Regions from separate parts of the Homo sapiens genome. Here region 1 is linked to region 2. A link is a loop called in an ENCODE intact Hi-C map of the cell type or tissue named here. Cell type or tissue: IMR-90. All regions are shown on one strand. Each heading gives the region's core, and the rest is flanking DNA. Links, peaks and the distances in the headings are about the cores only. Region 1 overlaps LOC112268416 (a long non-coding RNA gene). Region 2 overlaps EFEMP1 (EGF containing fibulin extracellular matrix protein 1).

Region 1 (8,603 bases), core at 2,809-6,808, 74 kb before region 2:
TACAGAAACTGGGGCCTACTTGAGGAGGGAGGGTGGAAGGAGGGAGAGGATTAAAAAAAACTACCTATTTGGCACTATGCTTATTACCTGGATAATGAAATAATCTGTATACCAAACCCTGGTGACACATAATTTACCTATATAACAAACCTGCCTATGTACCTCTGAACCTAAAATAAATGTTTTTTTAAACAAGATTGTAAAGTGTAGCATGCAGTTATATTGCGATCGAGTTCTAATATTATAGGTATTAAAAACAGAGGAAACACAGAGAGTAAAACTAATTCTGAGAAGACGCTTATAATTATGTGATCTTGGTAAAACTCATGTCTCAGCTTGTTAAGTTAAAAAAAAATGATGTAAAATGCTGGCATTGGACTAAATCCTAATTTCCTTCCTGGGTGTCAGATTTAGCTGACTCTTTCTCCTGCCTGAAGTGCTCTCCTTATACAGCTTGTTCCACTTTTATGATGCTATTCATCCTTGAGCAATTGTGGGATAGATCAGTGTGAAGTGTATCATTTGTTTTTAACCTGCTCTGGTTGTCAGTGGAAACCACAATATAAGGGGTAAAGACACCCAGAATTGAAGTGTGCAATATTATACACAACATTAATATGAAAGCAGTGCCAAAATGGCAAAATGAGGTGGTGAAAAGAGGCGACCACCCAGAATCCTGCAGTACTTAGTGTTAATAGATATTTACAAACTTACTAACTTGAAATTCCTTTAGGCATCATATTCCAGATTGAAGCTGCTGGGAATTCCTACCCTTATTAATTTTTATCTCCTCTACTCTGTCCTCCCTACATTTATAAAAAGCTACTGCTCAAAGGGTTATTTGTTAGTGGTGTCGAGTGTCTCCACCATTGAGGACTCGCCGTATTTAAAGTACTCTACTGGTGTTGAGTAAATATTTGCCAATGTTCTAAATGCCAGGGCCTCTTGACAACTCAACAGGAATGTTGCTTAGGCAGGAATGGGGGAAGGGCAGAATATTTCCTATCCCTGCAGCTGTGCAGCAAATTTTGGAGGACTGGGCTTAATGCCTCCAAAAAAATGTACCGCATTACTACCACCTTGATTGTTGTTACTGTGTTGGTGACCACATCTCCCTCAGGCTGCCTTAAAATATTGTCTTTCATGTTGACACTTTGGAGGAGATCAAGAATTCTCTTCTGCTTTGGATTTCGATAAGTGTTTGAAAAAGGAATCATGAAAACGTAGGTCTGCAAGGGTATGACAAAGCAAGCTGTCGACCTCACAATGAGGGCTCAGCAAGTTGCTTCATGTTTTCTATTCATAGCCTCCTCCTCTCTGTCAGCTCTTTTGAAGTACTCATAAAGCAAAATAGGCTCATTAAATATGAGGGGGTAAATGAAGTTGGCAGTTGCACCTAGTTCAAAAAGCCTTTCCTTTTTAGATGTTTACGCTCCAGAAAAAAACAAAACAAAACAAAAAACTCAGAAGATGAATGCCTGCTATCAGTGGCTATTCATGGCCTCCCTTTTGGGTAAGTGATGTCAGCCAGGCTTTGGAAGATGTGGGTATTTTGTTCCAGATCTAGCACTAAACTGGTCCACAAAATTAATGTCACAATGAAAAGCCAGGAAAGTCTTGTTTACCATTTCATTTACTAAGTTTGCATATAAGGATAAAGACTATTTAGAGTTCCTTTCTAAACAGTAAAGGAAATTTCTTCATCACTCTTCCCACATGGGCAGCGGCTTGTCCTATGTGTACCCTCTTGCTGGCAGGGACAGGCAATGGTTCTGCCCTGTGGATCAGCTCTTCCAACCCTTAGATTCTGTTCTTTGATGAACCTTTTCCTGCACATTTGGCTCCTTTTCTGAACCTACAGCATCTACATTTTAATGAGCTGAAGGGGATGCCAAGATGCATAAGAGATGGTCTTAACCCTCAAGATCTTACTGTCAGTAAATGAGGTAACGTGATGATGTTCACTAAACTGCCATATGCAAATGTGAGGTAACTTGAGCAGATCCTTGAAAGATGGAAAATGTTTCTTTGGTTTCTGGTTGTGGGAAAGGACATCCCAAACCAAGGGTATAGTTTGAGCAAAGGCACAGTGGCTTTTCTAATCAGTGGACACTCTTTTTAGTCCTTATTCTATTTGGCCTGAGTAATATTTGATGCTGTTGTCCACTTGCTTCATCTTGAAGTTATTCTCTTGGCTTCAGACACCACATTCTGCTGTGTTTACTTCCGCTTTTCTGATGGCTCTTGTCAATCTCATCTCCAGGTTTCTATGAGTGTATATATATACTGATGATGCCTTGCCTATGTCTCTAGCCAGGCTGCCCTCTTGAAGTTCAGACCTATATAGCTAACTTTCTGCTGTGCACATTCATATACACAGCTCTTACTTAAATGCCTTAAGTTCTGCATGTTCAAAACCAAACCCATTATCTTTCTCCCCAAATCTGCATCTTCCTCAGTTTCCTATCTTAGTGAATAATGTACACCCAGTTATTCAATTCAGAACCATGGTATAATCTTGACTCCTCCCTCCCCAACACCTTCCATGTAAAGAACCACTAGATCTTTTATATTTTATTTTGTTTTATATCTCTGTATGTGTCCAGGTCTTTCCATCTCTATTGCTACCTTTTTGGGTCAGCTCACCATCATCTTTTGCTTGGATGACTGCAGTAGCCATTTCCCTTCAACTTTCCCTCCAGGTAATTCTTTCTCTACGTTGTAGCCAAAGGAATCTTTCTAAGGCACAAATACGATCATTGTGTTTTCTTTCCTTACAACCCTCTAATATCTTCCCTTTGCTCTAAGGATAGTGTCCAGGTCCCCAATAAGGCTTCTTGTCTTTCTCATTCTGGACCTGCTGACCTCTCTTGCCTCATCTCTTGCCACCACTCCTCAAGCTCCCTGAGCTTCAGACATTTTGAAGTGCACCTGCAGTTCACTCACATACCAGGCAGGTTTTCCTATCTCTCAGACTCCGTGCACGCTCTTCCCTATCTAGCACACTCTTTTCCCTTGCTCTTTCTCTGGTGTTAGCTGGGAAGTCACTGCTTCTACTGTATCCTACTGGCCTGTTTACTTGTCTATATTCATTTAGGCCAATACTCCTTATAGAGTCTGGAACATTCTAGATAATCGGTAGACACTTTTTGGATGAATGAGTGAGTGTTAATGCATGAGATGGCTTAAAGGAATGGCAGATCACCCAGACTGACTGGAGTGGAGGATATACAAAAGACAAGAGTGGAAGATATGAAAGAAAGGTGGTTGGGTGTCTTACACTGGGTTTCCTGAGCACAAACTGTGAGATGAAGATTCCAGTGCAGGCAATTTATTGGGGAGTGCTCTTGGGATTAACTCCTGTGAGAGAGTGAGGGAGTGAGAGGGGCAGGATATGGCAGAAGGTGAAGTTGAACTGAAATGAAATTGCAACAGGGCTGTCAGCTGATCCCATGTGGTAATTAGAAGCTGGCATAACCTCACAAAGTTCTGAATTGAGGCAAGGGGCTGGGGCTGTGTATCTTCACAGCAATCAGTCATTGAATGTGGGCTACCTCTGGGGAGGGGGCGAACTCAGGACAAACTGCTCCTTTGCCAAAGGCGATTTCTGGCAAGGGGTTCAACTATGACCTGGCAGAAGCCAACATTGCTGGTATCTAGGGGAATGATTATCCTGGTAGAGGAGGATCTGGGTGGCATTACCACATCCACTACACTGGGCCCACTTCAGGCCAGATTGAGGAAGTTTTGCTTTATTTGGTAGGCCTTGGGATGCCATTGGAGATGTTTACACAGATAAATCATGTGAGTCAGAGCTGTATTTGAGAAGATTAGTCTAGTTGTATGCTCAGATTGGATTGGAGGTGGTGGATAAACTGCAGATAGAGAGGCCATTGGGAGACTATTGAAATAGTCCAGATGAAGAAATAAAGGCCTGAACAGGGGTGTTGGCAGCAGAAATGGAAAAAGCGGTGGTTGCAAGAGATATGTTAATGCTAAAATTCCCAGGCCCTGGTGACTAATTGAATATGGGGAATATGGAAAAATCAAAGGTGATTTCATAATTTTGAGCCTAGCTGAAATGTATGAATGATGGTTCTGGCAGTAGATATTTAAGAAGGATATAGGTTTGGTGTAGATTTGTTGAATTTGCAGTATGACTGCCACCCAAGTAGAAGTGGCTTACAGGTGGCTGGGCAGTTTCTTGGGAGGGCAAAATACACATACATAAAAAGTTCTATGATGATATGAAGATGTTCATGTAGCAGTATTAGCATCAAATTTGTGTAAAAGAAGTTAATGCTACAAGAGGCCAGAGAAGACAGAAATCACTGTAGCCAAGAAGTGTTCATGGAGGAGGTTGCCTTTGAATGGGGTCTAGGTGCAGGTGTTAGATTTATGATGAGGAAGAAGAGATAGGGAGGGCAGGATGATGACATTCTGAGTGGAGCCAATGGTTTGAGCAGAGACAGAGAGGTAGAAATTCATACTGCATATTTAGAATACCATGAGAAGATCAGTTTGATTGGAACATAGGATTCATTTAAGGAAAGTTTGGTTTAAAAAGTTGAACAATTGATTGCGGAGAAACTTGAATGACAGGCTAAGTGATAGGGAGCATAAAGGAGTTTAGGTGATTTTTTGGTAAAACTTTGCCTCTGTTTCTGAAGTTTGATCCTTTCATCTGCCTGGATGTGGGTCTTCAGAACCCACAGAACTAGAACTCTCCACTCGAGAGACACTTGTGCTTGTGATACAGAAGGCTACTGGTCACTGAGAGTCTTTTTCATGGAGATTGTGTGACGGCACATTGGAGGAAATTCCAGCTGCATGTGTTTCTGAGGCTTTTACATCCACAGTCTTTGCTTAGCTTTCATGAGGCACAAAGAATGTGTGGCCTAATTGGTGAGCTGGTTTACTGGCTCACCCTGAAAAGTAAACATTGTGTATCTGTAAGTGGAAATTCAGTATGTGTAATCTAGCTGCCTAGTCACGCCTGCCCCAAACGCTGTTGAAAACTTTGACCAAGGACTATAAAACTGTCAAGATCTGGGGCCCAAGCTTGCTTTCACACCAAATAATTCATTACTGAAGCTATGGGAAGATAACAGGACATGCATTTGACTTGCTGCTATTCCTTGTTTGCTACAGAAGCATCTGGCAGAGCTAAATGGCTTTGTATTACATCATGTTTCATTTCTTCTTTTTATTTATCATCTATTTTTATTTGTGTGACATGGAAACTTGCCCCACCCACCTCTGAGCACTCTCATTGAATAAAAAATGTATCTTGATATAACTTCAGTGACTTCAAAATGGAATCCTCAGATCGACACTTGGACCATTAAAAAAACAATGTCAACAAAATTTCTTTTGTGTCTTTGAGCAGATGTTTAATTTTATCCTCCTCCCAAGTGGTCATAGGCTGCTATTAGACTTCCTGACTGCCATTTTGTAACATCCAAAGGATCACTTGTTTTGTTTCCTTTGCATAATTTCATCACAGAGTGTTTGAAACGGTTTTTGGGAACAAGAAGAGAATTGCTGTTTAAGGAACTATTTTTTTTTGGAACAGGAAGTAAATGATATATGCTGAAGCCCCCATGGAAGCTTTTGGAATGGCCTGCTAGATTTAGGACCAGAGATGGAGAATATGCAATTCATAATGTACAGCTACTTCTGTTAAGGCAAAGTGGCCCTAACGTGTCTATAGCTTTCCTCACAGGTAATTGCATGCATGGGCTTTCACTCAACAGAAAAAAATGTGCCAAATCTTGAGCAATTAAAAAAAAATGCAAAAATCTGAGCATGTTATTAAGTTGCAACTGATATTCAACAGCTCTACATTAATCTCTAAGAAGCATACAAAGGAGTACTTACTGTTTTATCAATTCTTCAGTCCTACACAATTGAATATATTCTTCAGCCCACATAAATGTTTACTGCATTATAAGGGATTTTTATGTTTAAACTTTATATTTAACAGTGTCCTTTAGATGTTTGGTCTAAAGGAAGTGCATTTCAGTGGTCTAAAAAAGAATCTCACAGGTATGTGTATTGTGTTTTCAATTTAAATTAGACATTGTAACTGCTTAATGCCTTACCTATTCCATTTAGATCCTTCATGAAAACAGACTAATTTTAATAGCTGCCTAGATATTCCTAGTCTTCTTTCTTTCTTTCTTTCTTTCTTTCTTTCTTTCTTTCTTTCTTTCTTTCTTTCCTTTCTTTCTTTCCCTCCTTCTCCTTCCTCTTCCTCTTCCTCTCCTTCTCCTTCTCCTCCTTCTTCGATAGGGTCTCACTCTGTTGCCCAGGCTAGAGTGCAGTGGTACGATCATAGCTCACTGCAGCCTTGAACCGTGGGATCAAGCGATCCTCCTGCCTCAGCCTTTCAAGTAGCTGGGACTAGAGGCACGCACTTCCTAGTGTAAAGTTAGTTTTTTCTTTATTTGCCTTGTCTAGAGATGGGGAAGAAGAGTCATCTCCAGTTTCCATCATGTGATGTTAGGGGTGTTGAGAAGACTTCTGTATTTCGTAAATTAACTTTCATAAATAGTTTTCTATTAGTACAATTACTTTAACAGAGACCAAAGACCTTAATGCAGTTTACTTACTTATGATGTCTTCCAGCCCTACTTTTGGTTTATTGCTGTTAGTCTAAATCACAGAGAGAGGCCCTCTAAAAGAAAATGATATTTATTTGGGAATAGAGCATTGCAATGGGAATTGCACAGTCTTTTTTTAGCTTTGATGAGGCAACCTTTGCTTACATGTGCCATGGTAAACTATGTGCATACTCAGGCGGGTAAAAGGAAGAGAAAACTTTTTAAAGGAAAAATAAGGAAAATTACATAATTGTTTTGAGATAATTATCCTTGGCTACAAGGATCAACAACAATGATGACAGCAGCCCAAAGTTAGACAGGCACTTGCTGGGGAAATGTCCTCGAAGAAGTATTTTTGTGTGTGCAAGTCTGCAGTTTTTGCAAAATCTTTTGTGATAGTTTTTATCATTCATTTATGAATGAGAACTGCCCTCTTCATATTTATTCCTGGCCTTATTTGTCAGGGTTTTTTTTTTTTTTAACACGGGTGACTATATTTTGATTCTAACAACTCTCATATTTTCACCCACTGCTGCCATTTTTTTTTTTTTTTTTTGAGAGAGAGTCTTGCTCTGTCATCTGGGCTGGAAAATCATAGCTCACTGTAGCCTCGAACTCTTGGGCTCAAGTGATTCTCCCACCTCTGCCTCCTGAGTGGCTAGGACTATAGGTGTGTGTCAACACACCTATAGTGTACAGATGGGCTCCTTCCATGTTGCCCAGGCTGGTCTTGAACTCCTGGCCTCAAGCAGTCCTCCTGCCTTGGCCTCCCAAAGTGTTGGGATTTTAAGTGTGAGCACTGCACCTGTCCCATTTCCCACTTTTGATCAAGATCTCTCTCCAAACACATTGTTGATCAATCATCCTGTAGTTAGATTTTGATGGCCCTTTGTGCCAGGATGGGCCTGTCCTGGGTTTCTGGTCTGGTCCCATATTGGAGAGAGTGAATGGCAGCTAGCAGTCAGTGTTAAAACTCTTTTAGCCACATTTGAGCAACAAAGGAGATTTGAAGGGAGAGGCTCTCAGGCTAAGGCTACTTGGAGTTCATTATTAAGTTTAACCTTGTTCTATAGTCTTTTCCCATCATCTCAAAGTACTGGGACAGCATTTAGGAGTTATATTTCTGCAAAAATTTAACAAGTACCAGACGCAAAGTTTACAAAGAGAAGATAGTCTAGTCTATAGGCAGATAACAAGAACTTGGAAACAATGCACAGGGCTACAGTCTAATAACAGGTGTATTGTAGCTTTTCTTTAGAAACATAACTTCTTCTCTTTACATTGATCACATAGAAACTTCAGATTTACAAGCCTCTTGAGGCTAGGCAGCCAAGCTAAGGCAGACTTTAGATTTTATCTACAGTCTTCAGGTTCCTGGGCCTGTCAGAGAGTGACATTTTTAAATGTACTCGCTGTAAGGCTGGGAAGCCAGGTATTCTATGCACATTCTCAAATATGACACTAAAATCTTGGCAATATAACCAATATTTCCAATTGTAACCTGCTATAAAGAGAGAGCAGCTTTTTATTAGAGTTACACAAGTAACCATATTGCCATCAGAATACTTACAAATAGTTTCTGAATTTTGGAAGAATCAAGTAAGGAGCAAAAGCAAATGCTTTCATTCTTGTTCACAAAATTATATTTTACTAAATTGCTGTAAACTATAGATAGCTTAAGACAGAAAATTTCCTTAAATCTGGGAAACAACACATTTATGTATAGAACTAATGTTTCTACTAACAGTAATAAAAACATTATTTTCATTAGTTACTTAATCTTGCATAATTAATTTTTGTTCTGTTTGATCTTCATTAGCAGTTTCATGAATTCTTCAATTTCTTTATTATAGTTCTGAAAATTTTATTTAGTCTGTTGGTCTTAAAGTTATTGGAAACCTGTGTTATCTTAAACATACTGTTAGAATCTTTTTCATGGAAAGCAATTATAGGCCAGTTGTGGTGGCTCATGCCTGTAATCTCAGCACTTTGGGAGGT
Region 2 (8,603 bases), core at 2,500-6,499:
TATGGAAGAAAAATTAGGCATTTCCTCACAAAACTAACCCATGCAGCCAGCGACCCTAATGACATTAATGAGAATCAACAAAAGGGCAGTGTTTGAAAGCTGTTTGGTAATGACAATGCCAGGTATCTAAGCCACTTGGTTACACTATGATTTTCTAATTCTCTTCTGGATATAAGATCACTTAAGTTTAAAATGAAAGAAGTCAAAGAAAGATATCCCTAGCATCTGAGAAGCTGTATATGTTACTTCAAGTTCCTCTTTGCAAAGGTAGATGTACAGATAATAACTTCTTCCTTTTTCAAAAGAGTAGTTTAGTTACCCTTATGTTTATAAAGAAATATGTAGAATATAAATGGATGATGCCTAAGACTATAGAGGTTTTTAAATTTGAACCCTATGTACACTGTAATTTGTTCCTTTAGACTTTACAGGAGGCAAATATGTATTTTTTAGTGTTCTAATCACTCCTGTATCACATGTAATAATGACAAAATAAAATGATTGAAAATATAGCTGAAAGTTGGAAAAAATAAAAATTTTAGCAAACTGAAAAATTTATAGGTGAAACATAGTATTTAATTTGGCTGTGTGGTGAAATTTTTTCTAGGTGGGAATGTGAAAAGATTGCTAACTTTCCCATGGTATGACACATATGACACATAACTAAGTGTGCAGGTTCTAATGTCCAGGCATCCTACACATAAAACATCTAAAACAATGTAGAAACTTGCTCATTGGCACACTGGCAAATGGGATCCCGACAACTGCAAAGAAAGACTCTGTCCAACTACTTAAAAATCAATGCAGTTTGTCTTTTGAAAGTACAAAACAAATTGTAAAAATAGTCTCACTGGACAAGCAATGCCTCAACCTGAAAAAATGGCTCTAACGTTAGGACTTCTTCACTCTTGTCTGTGAGGTGCAGGCGATTTGGCTGTGTGGGTATGCTAGGGGCTCAACCATCCTATTTGCCTGGGACAAAGGCATTTCCAGGAACATGGAGCTTTTGGTTTTGAAACTGGACAGTCCTGGTAGACAGAGATGGTGGAAACCCTAGGGTATGTTTTTTTCATATTTCTCAATGATACTTTATACAACATAAGCCAGGTACTGTACTCGATTTGGTTTTACAATCAACTTTATTGGACATTCGTACTGAGTTCATTTCTCGATGGCACAGTTTCTTTACCAAGTTAGTAGTCATGCCTGTAAGTCCTGACAGGGTTTATTAGTGGCTTAATTACCAGGTATGCAAAATGCCATGTGTTTTAATTTTTTTAAAGTTCAATTAAACAAACAAGTTTCTTCAATTAGGGCAATCAATGCTTTCTCTTTCTTGTCAGTTCCCAAATGACTTTTTTTTTTTAATACAGGAATGGAAGTCTTAGAAAGTTATATATGATTTTAAAAAATCCTTTCTCAACTTCATCTAGTGATTTCTAACTCCATCTCCTTTAGAAAGATTATATAGAGACTATTGCCAGGTACAGTGGCTCAGGCCTGTAACACCAGCACTTTGGGAGGCTGAGGTGGGCACATCATCTGAGGTCAGGAGCTCGAGACCAGCCTGGCCAACATGGTGAAACCCCATCTCTACTAAAAATACAAAAATTAGCAGGGTGTGGTGGTGCACGCCTGTAGTCACAGCTACTCGGGAGGCTGAGGCACAAGAATTGCTTAAACCCAGAAGGTGGAAGTTGCAGTGAGCCAAGATAGCACCTCTGCACTCCAGCCTGGGTGACAGCGTGAGACTCTGTCTCAAAAAAAAAGGAGAAAGAGACTATGCAATAAAGGTGTAGAAAACTAAAGTGAGCCATCAACAGATTATAATATATTCCCCATTCATTCAACTTCTTTTTGGTGTAGATGAGTATCTGTTGTCTTTGAGGCAGATGATATCTAATGGAAACAATTAATTTCGAAAACTCTATCTATACATGGCCCCAGGTATGTAACACTGAAATGATCTTCATTTTATAGATGCCAAGAATAATGTCAGTCATGGGAAACTCCCAGCGTTACTGGCTCCCACAGCATGATCCTCATTTAGCAAAAAATTACCTGAAAAAAACCTGCTCACTGTGACCTGATCTTTGAATGTTATGTTGTATTTCAAACTCCTTGTTTTTGTACAAAACTGAAAACACCCCCAAAAATACATGAAGGGGAATAAACATATCATGTTTTCATTAAACAGTTAAATGGACAGCTATTTAAAGGATATATTTATAAAATAGTGTACATTTAAAATATCTAGTGGTATTATTTAAATTATTTAGAAGCCATCTGTGACTGGTATAGTGCATTCAAAGGCACAATTGATTTGAAGACTGAAACACAGTACAGATTTCAGTTCTTACATTTAAAATGTCCTGAGTTTTAGGTTATATAATGATAAACTATACCTGCTAAAAAATATACATAGAAAAAAGAAATAATTTTTATGCAAATAAGACTCATCTGTAAGATTCATTTATTCTATCCAGTAGACCATAGGAAATGTGTCTGGATTACTGGGCATAAATATGCAACATTTAAAAGGGAGTGGAGATCTTTATTAAAACAGAAGACTCTTCAAACTCCATGATGATGTCAATAATATAGGTCCTTAGAGCACATTATTGTTCTAAACAGAGGTCCCCATACTTCCACATTGGTTATAAAATATTATTTTGTGCTGCTGGCCTGGAATGAGAATGTCATACATCTGCAGGCAATTAGAAGAAGCTGGACTGCATGTTTGATTAGCTCAATAAGAAATGGGCACAAGTGTGACTCGACTTATGTTAGTCAAATTCCCTAGACAGATTATCCTGTTGTTATCATATGAAATAACCCCCTTTTATCAACAATTAAGTAAATCCACATTTATGGGCACTTTGCAAAATTGTGAGGTGGGAAGAAATCCAACTTAAGCCCTAAGCCTTCCAAAAAACTTTTAACCCTGCTTTCAATGGTATAGACACCAATCCCAAATTTTAGAAACTGGCTGAATTACACAGATCAATTTGGGTTGGAAATAACCTGTGTGCACACAGTCAACAGGTATGTATTTAGCATATTCCATAAGCAAGGCACTTAATAGTCTGCTTATAACTAAAAAAAATTCCCAAAGAAGAAAGAACTATAAATGTTTTACTATGTGAAACGTAACTTACTTTGTTAGGTAGTCTAAATATTTTCTAGAAAAGTTAAATAGGATTTTATTTTCATTAATCACAGTACAGTTTCTACCGTAACCAATACATGTTGTAAGTCTTGAATATATTTTATTCTAGGACCTCTTCATTTAGTTCTGGGCATTGTTCTTGAATTCAACCATAAATGTCAATGACGGTCTACAAACTACTTTGGGAAATGACTCATTCATTTATCTGGTTTTTTTTTCTCCCAAGTACCATTAAAGTACACATCTAAAGTATTCAAAATAATTCAGTATATAAAAGTTGATACTTAAGAATTTTTCAGCAAAATTTTTTGATTTTGGGAAAAATACTACCAAACTTTCCAGTCTAGTTATATAACTAAATAACACAATTAAAAGTTGGTCTATCTTAAATAAACTCAAGATTTTTTTTATCAGTATTAACCCAAATACATGTATAAGAATAACCTCATCATTTTATCTCCTTGACATAATCCTTAAATTCAATATCAGAATATCAAGCAGATGCTGAAGCATTCATCATCAATACTGGAATTCTGACTCATGACAGTAACACGAAACAGATGCTAATACGATGCACCCTCTGAAAAGTGACACCATCACAACATGGGTTAGGTCTTGATGTGGGGTACTTAAAGCTTACAAACAAAATATGAAATAAATAAGAGTCAGAGCATGACAAGTTTCCTTCATTTTTTTTTTTTTTTTTTTTGAGACAGAGTCTCACTCTGTTGCCCAGGCTGGAGTGCAGTAGCATGATCTCGGCTCACTGCAACCTTCACCTCCCAGGTTCAAGCAATTCTCCTGCTTCAGCCTCTCTAGTATTTGAGACTACAGGCATGTGCCACCATTCATAGAGAATTTTTGTATTTTTAGTAGAGATGGGGTTTCGCCATGTTGGCCAGGCTGGTCTTGAACTCCCGACCTCAGGTGATCCACCCGCCTCATCTTCCCAAAGTGCTGGGATTACAGGCGTGAGCCACCGTGCCCAGCCCCTTGCTTCATTTTTAAGCCATTTAAACTCGAGTATCTTTTACACAGAAGATAAAACTAAACACGGGTGAATAAGGGGCAGCATCCCAGGGCACAAGAAAATGCATCTTTCATTTAATGTAGCAGCTCAGTGGTCTCTATTGAAACCCTTGGTGTTAAGGGAGGAAGGTGCTCTCTTCCTTACACATGACCAGTTAGAAAGTAAGAACTCCTGGACCCTTTCCATTGGCCCACGTGTGCCATACACGTATGTGGTGGTGACATGGAGTTCTGCACTATGGGATCTACCTAATCAGCCTCTGGCAGGGAGAAAGGAGTCTGGAGGCTCCTATGGCCCCATTTCAGTAACACAGTCTCCACACCAGGCTGCTCTGAAATGGTTTGCCAAGAAGAAAGGGAAACAATCTCATAGCACAGTTCAGTTAGCTAATATCCTACATGTCTTCAAAGCCCCAGATTCTTATCACTTTGCTAATACGAGCCTACAGCTGTTTCTAGAATACACAGTGATGTGTATGCTCTGTGAAAATAAACAGAAAACCCTAGGCAGATGATGCCATGGTGCAAGTGATATAAGTGAAACGTCGTCAAATGAGAGCTTAAAAGAGATATAAACGTGAGTGGGGGAGAATCCCTCCAAGGTAATGAGAAGCAGGAGCCCCATTTCTTTACTCCTGAATGAGGAAAATAAGTCTGTGGCAAGTTCGATGAAAAGAAACTTGAGAAACCAAAGGGGTACATCTGTAGAGTAGCTTGACAGCATAATTTCAAATTCCCAGTGAATAACCTGATGGTGACTTTTGCCAGCTGTGACTTTGGCACCCGCCTTCCTGGGTTGGAAGGTCAGCTCTGCACTTAGCACCTGTGTGACCTCTGGTTCTCAAACTTGGCCGCACATGAGGAACTGAAAAAAAAGCCGATGCCTGGAACCCACCTCAGAGACTGTGATTTAACTGGGCTGGGGTGTAGCTTCGCCATCGAGAAGTTTTAAAGGTTCCCAAGTGACTCTAAATATGGGCAGCTAGGGTTGGGAACCACTGATGAACTTTCTAAGCCACAGTTTCCCATTTGTAAAGCAATGATGACAACTACAGCAACTACCCTTTAGGAATATTGTGATGATTAAATATAATGCAGACAAAGCACTTAGCATGATGTCTGGCACGCGAGAAGTCCTTAATAAATTATCATCATCCTCACCACGAGGTGCACTTGGGCAAAAGCTTTCAATGGTTAGGAAAATAAGTTATTCCTACCTTGGCACACGTTGTGTTCACTTTGCTCGTAGCCTGCTGCACACTGGATACGGTGGGAAGGGTTGGAGGGAATGCGCTGAGGGTCAGCTGGGTTCCGCCGGATGACAAAGTTATTTCGGCCAGTCTGCATTTCAGGGCCTGCGACTGCAGCAGCACTGGCCACAAAACCACCCCCGGGCAACACTCCACTGGTTGCCATGCTGCTGGCAGCTACAACCCCGGTGGTTGCCCCTGAGGTTCCTTCTGCTGGTTGTGTTTCCTGCTGAGGCTGTTCATTATTGACAATAATCTGGGCTGTTTTCGGAAGGCAGAGGTATCCTCCATAGTGGTTGACACACTTCATTCCACCTTTACAAGCGTCTGGGACAATGTCACATTCATCAATATCTGTGGTCAGTAATAAAATAAGTCAGGAATCTTCTAAGAGGGAAAAATCAAACATGTAAATATAATGCTCATGCCTTTTTGGTATAACACAGACAGGACAGGAAGAGTGACACAAGAGATGGAGACAGAAGGCAATGATCACATGGAAGTCTTTGAAGCTGGCTCACCTTTGCATTGCTGTCTCACAGGATCCCACTCATATCCGTCAGTGCATTGCTGTGAAGAAAACATCAAAGGTGGGGCCAGGAGACAGTTAATTGGTGTGTCCATTCCCTAAGAAATCACTCTAAAAGCTTCATTCTTATGGCAACAATCCTTGTGCTAAAGTCCTAGATATATGATGAGATGGGTGGTTTAACATTCTATCGCTTTTTTTTCAAAAGACAAGTCTGTGCATTGGACAGCTTCGGGGGTCCATTCTCAACCATCAGCTGCCTAAACTCTTCTGTTCTTTTTGGTACAGTTGCCCAGTACCATCTTCTTTTCTGTTTTGAGACTAATCTTCTCCAACTTCTCTGACTGCTCTTTATTAATTTGCCTTTTTTCCCACATTGGAAATGTTAAAAAAAAAAAAGACCAAATTCTCTCTCTTTCCTCGCCCTCTCCCCCGCCCCCACCCCCAACCAGCCCTGGACTCTTCTCTCTCTCTCTAAATCCTCTTACAGCATTCAAGCACCTCCATCTCACACCCTGACCTGCTCCCTAGCTTCAGCTCCTAAGGAACAGAGGTGTTCCTCCTAGCAGTTCCCAGCTTCAATCTCCTCTCTAGTTCACCCACTGAACAAACAGCCTATGGATCACCTTCTGAAACCAGGCAGTTTTAGGGCCTGGGGATGCAAAGATGATGCAGACTTTGTCCCTGTCCTCAAGCAGCTCAAAGACCAGAAGAGGAGACAGATAGGTAGACAAGTTGCAGCAAGATGGCAGGTGCCTTCTACAAGTGTATGCAGGAAGGAGTAATGGACTCTGCCCGGGGGCATGGGTGAGCATGGCAGGGCAGAAGGGAAGACTTGACAGAGGAGGTGACAGTAAATCAGGCTTTACAGGATGAGCAGGATTTTTCCAGGTGAATGTGGGAATTCTAGGAAGAGAGGCTATTGTGACAAAGGCATAAAATTTTTGAAAAGGGAAGGAGCTGCAAGGAGTTCTGGGTAGGTGGAGGATGAGGTTACAGAGGTAGGCAGGGCCAAAACAAGAAAGCCTTTCTTTAGGAATGGAAGCCTGAATTCTACCCTGAAGGTCAGTGAATCTCAAGCTTTATTGTGTCTAAGGATCATTCAGGGTTCTTGTTAAAATGAAGATTCCTGGGCCCACCCAAAGGATTTGATTCTGTAGGTCTGGGTAGGGGGCCTGGAATCTAAATTCTTAGCAAGTATCCCAGGCGATTCCCATACAGGTTGTCTAGGAACTACTTCTTGAGAAATGTTGCTACAGGCGATAAGAGGCCTCTGAAGAATTTTTAAGCTCAGGAAACAATCTGATCAGACGCTCATTTGAGAAAGTCACTGTAAGGAAGAAGCCCAAGGAAGGATTGAGCAAAAGTGGAGTAAACAAACAAATAAACTTAAATTCTTTTAATATAACTGAGAGCTGCTTATGTACACAATGGATGCTTGACAAGGAAATAGCTGAATGGAAGCCCAGAGATCCATTTAGATATTTTACTGATGTCTGAAACTTACTGGAGCGAGAACTAAATTCACTTTGTCTCTCAGACTAATTTTTTTCTTGTTTCCCAAACAGTGTTAAAGGTACCACTACCTTTTTCGAAACCCAGGATTCCAACTTTAACATCAGTGCTGAATGCTCCACTTATTTTCCTTCCATCTCTGCTGACTTTGTGTCCATTTCTACCATGTCTACTAAGAAAGGCTTTTGCTGGCCCATGAGTAGGCAAGGCCCCGCATCTCTACATGCTGCATACAGACCCCATGATCTTTCTTGTGCTCTTGGTTATGTTGCTCCTCTCTCTGAGACCTCACAGTGACCTGCAGATCTCTCATCATCACCATCTCTGGGTTCTTCCCACTACCCAGTTCCAGCTGATCTGACCTTATCACCACCTGGATTGGTCTCAGGTGCTTTCAGCTCTAGCTTTTGATTATGCCACTCTCTGACTCAGGTGCCTCTTCAGCCTTTCTAGATCAATCCAACCAAGGTCATCACTTCCTTCAAGAACCAGCACAGAGTTCTGTCTCCTCTAATATGCTGGCACCAACATTAATCACCTCCTTGCTTTTCTATTTCCTTGGCAATTTGTATAATCTGTATAATAGTATCATTTGTCCTTGCTTAGGAACTTTGTAGTTTTCAACACTGTCTTCCCAGGCTAAATTCTCCAAGAGGAGACTGAATTTTCTTAGTAAACAAACAAATTCTTTTAATAGTGATGAGAATTGCTTATGCAGATAGTTGTTGAGTAAACAGCTGAATGGACACCATCTTTAATATGGAAGAGGACTATGAGGCTATTATGTGGATACGAGCCCATTCTTCTGAAAAGTATCTTTCAAGCCAGGCAAAAATGGCAGTTCACTTGAATAATTTGTATGGTAAATAGAGAAGACTTGCAATTTGTTTTAGGTATTTACTTCTAGACATTTAATGTCAGTGTACTATTAAGTAAGCCTAGACTGAGTTTAGCTTCACCACTTGGCTATGTAGCCCTAAGCAAGTTAGACACTCTCTCTGATCTTCAGTTCTACCATTAGTGGAAGGAAGATGATGCCACTTACCTTACACATTGCCGCAAGGATCAAAGGAGATCGTGTCTCCACAGCGGGATACTCAGAAATAGTTAT

Evidence for each region. A loop is a pair of places that touch in the nucleus more often than their neighbours do. Peaks named below come from ENCODE experiments on the same cell type or tissue, not always from the same donor. Only the 100,000 strongest peaks of a DNase experiment are listed, where the experiment ranks them.
Region 1: a loop joins it to region 2, with 4 times the contacts of the local background. A loop is called at or near these places in 4 of 110 quality-filtered maps.

What each region holds. Positions count from the first base shown.
Region 1 is chr2:55,838,418-55,847,020 of GRCh38, forward strand. The region is part of intron 2 of LOC112268416 (a long non-coding RNA gene); the gene reads left to right. Among named protein-coding and RNA genes, the nearest start is that of EFEMP1, 81 kb to the right of the region's middle. In IMR-90, for the core only: no CTCF peak of the experiment used is centred there; a DNase peak (open chromatin) is centred at 4,904; H3K27ac peaks cover 1,881 bases.
Region 2 is chr2:55,912,250-55,920,852 of GRCh38, forward strand. EFEMP1 (EGF containing fibulin extracellular matrix protein 1) reads right to left here. Exons shown (of 12, transcript NM_001039348.3): 4 at 5,970-6,018; 5 at 5,416-5,802. Among named protein-coding and RNA genes, the nearest start is that of EFEMP1, 7.2 kb to the right of the region's middle. In IMR-90, for the core only: no CTCF peak of the experiment used is centred there; a DNase peak (open chromatin) is centred at 4,652; H3K27ac peaks cover 1,335 bases.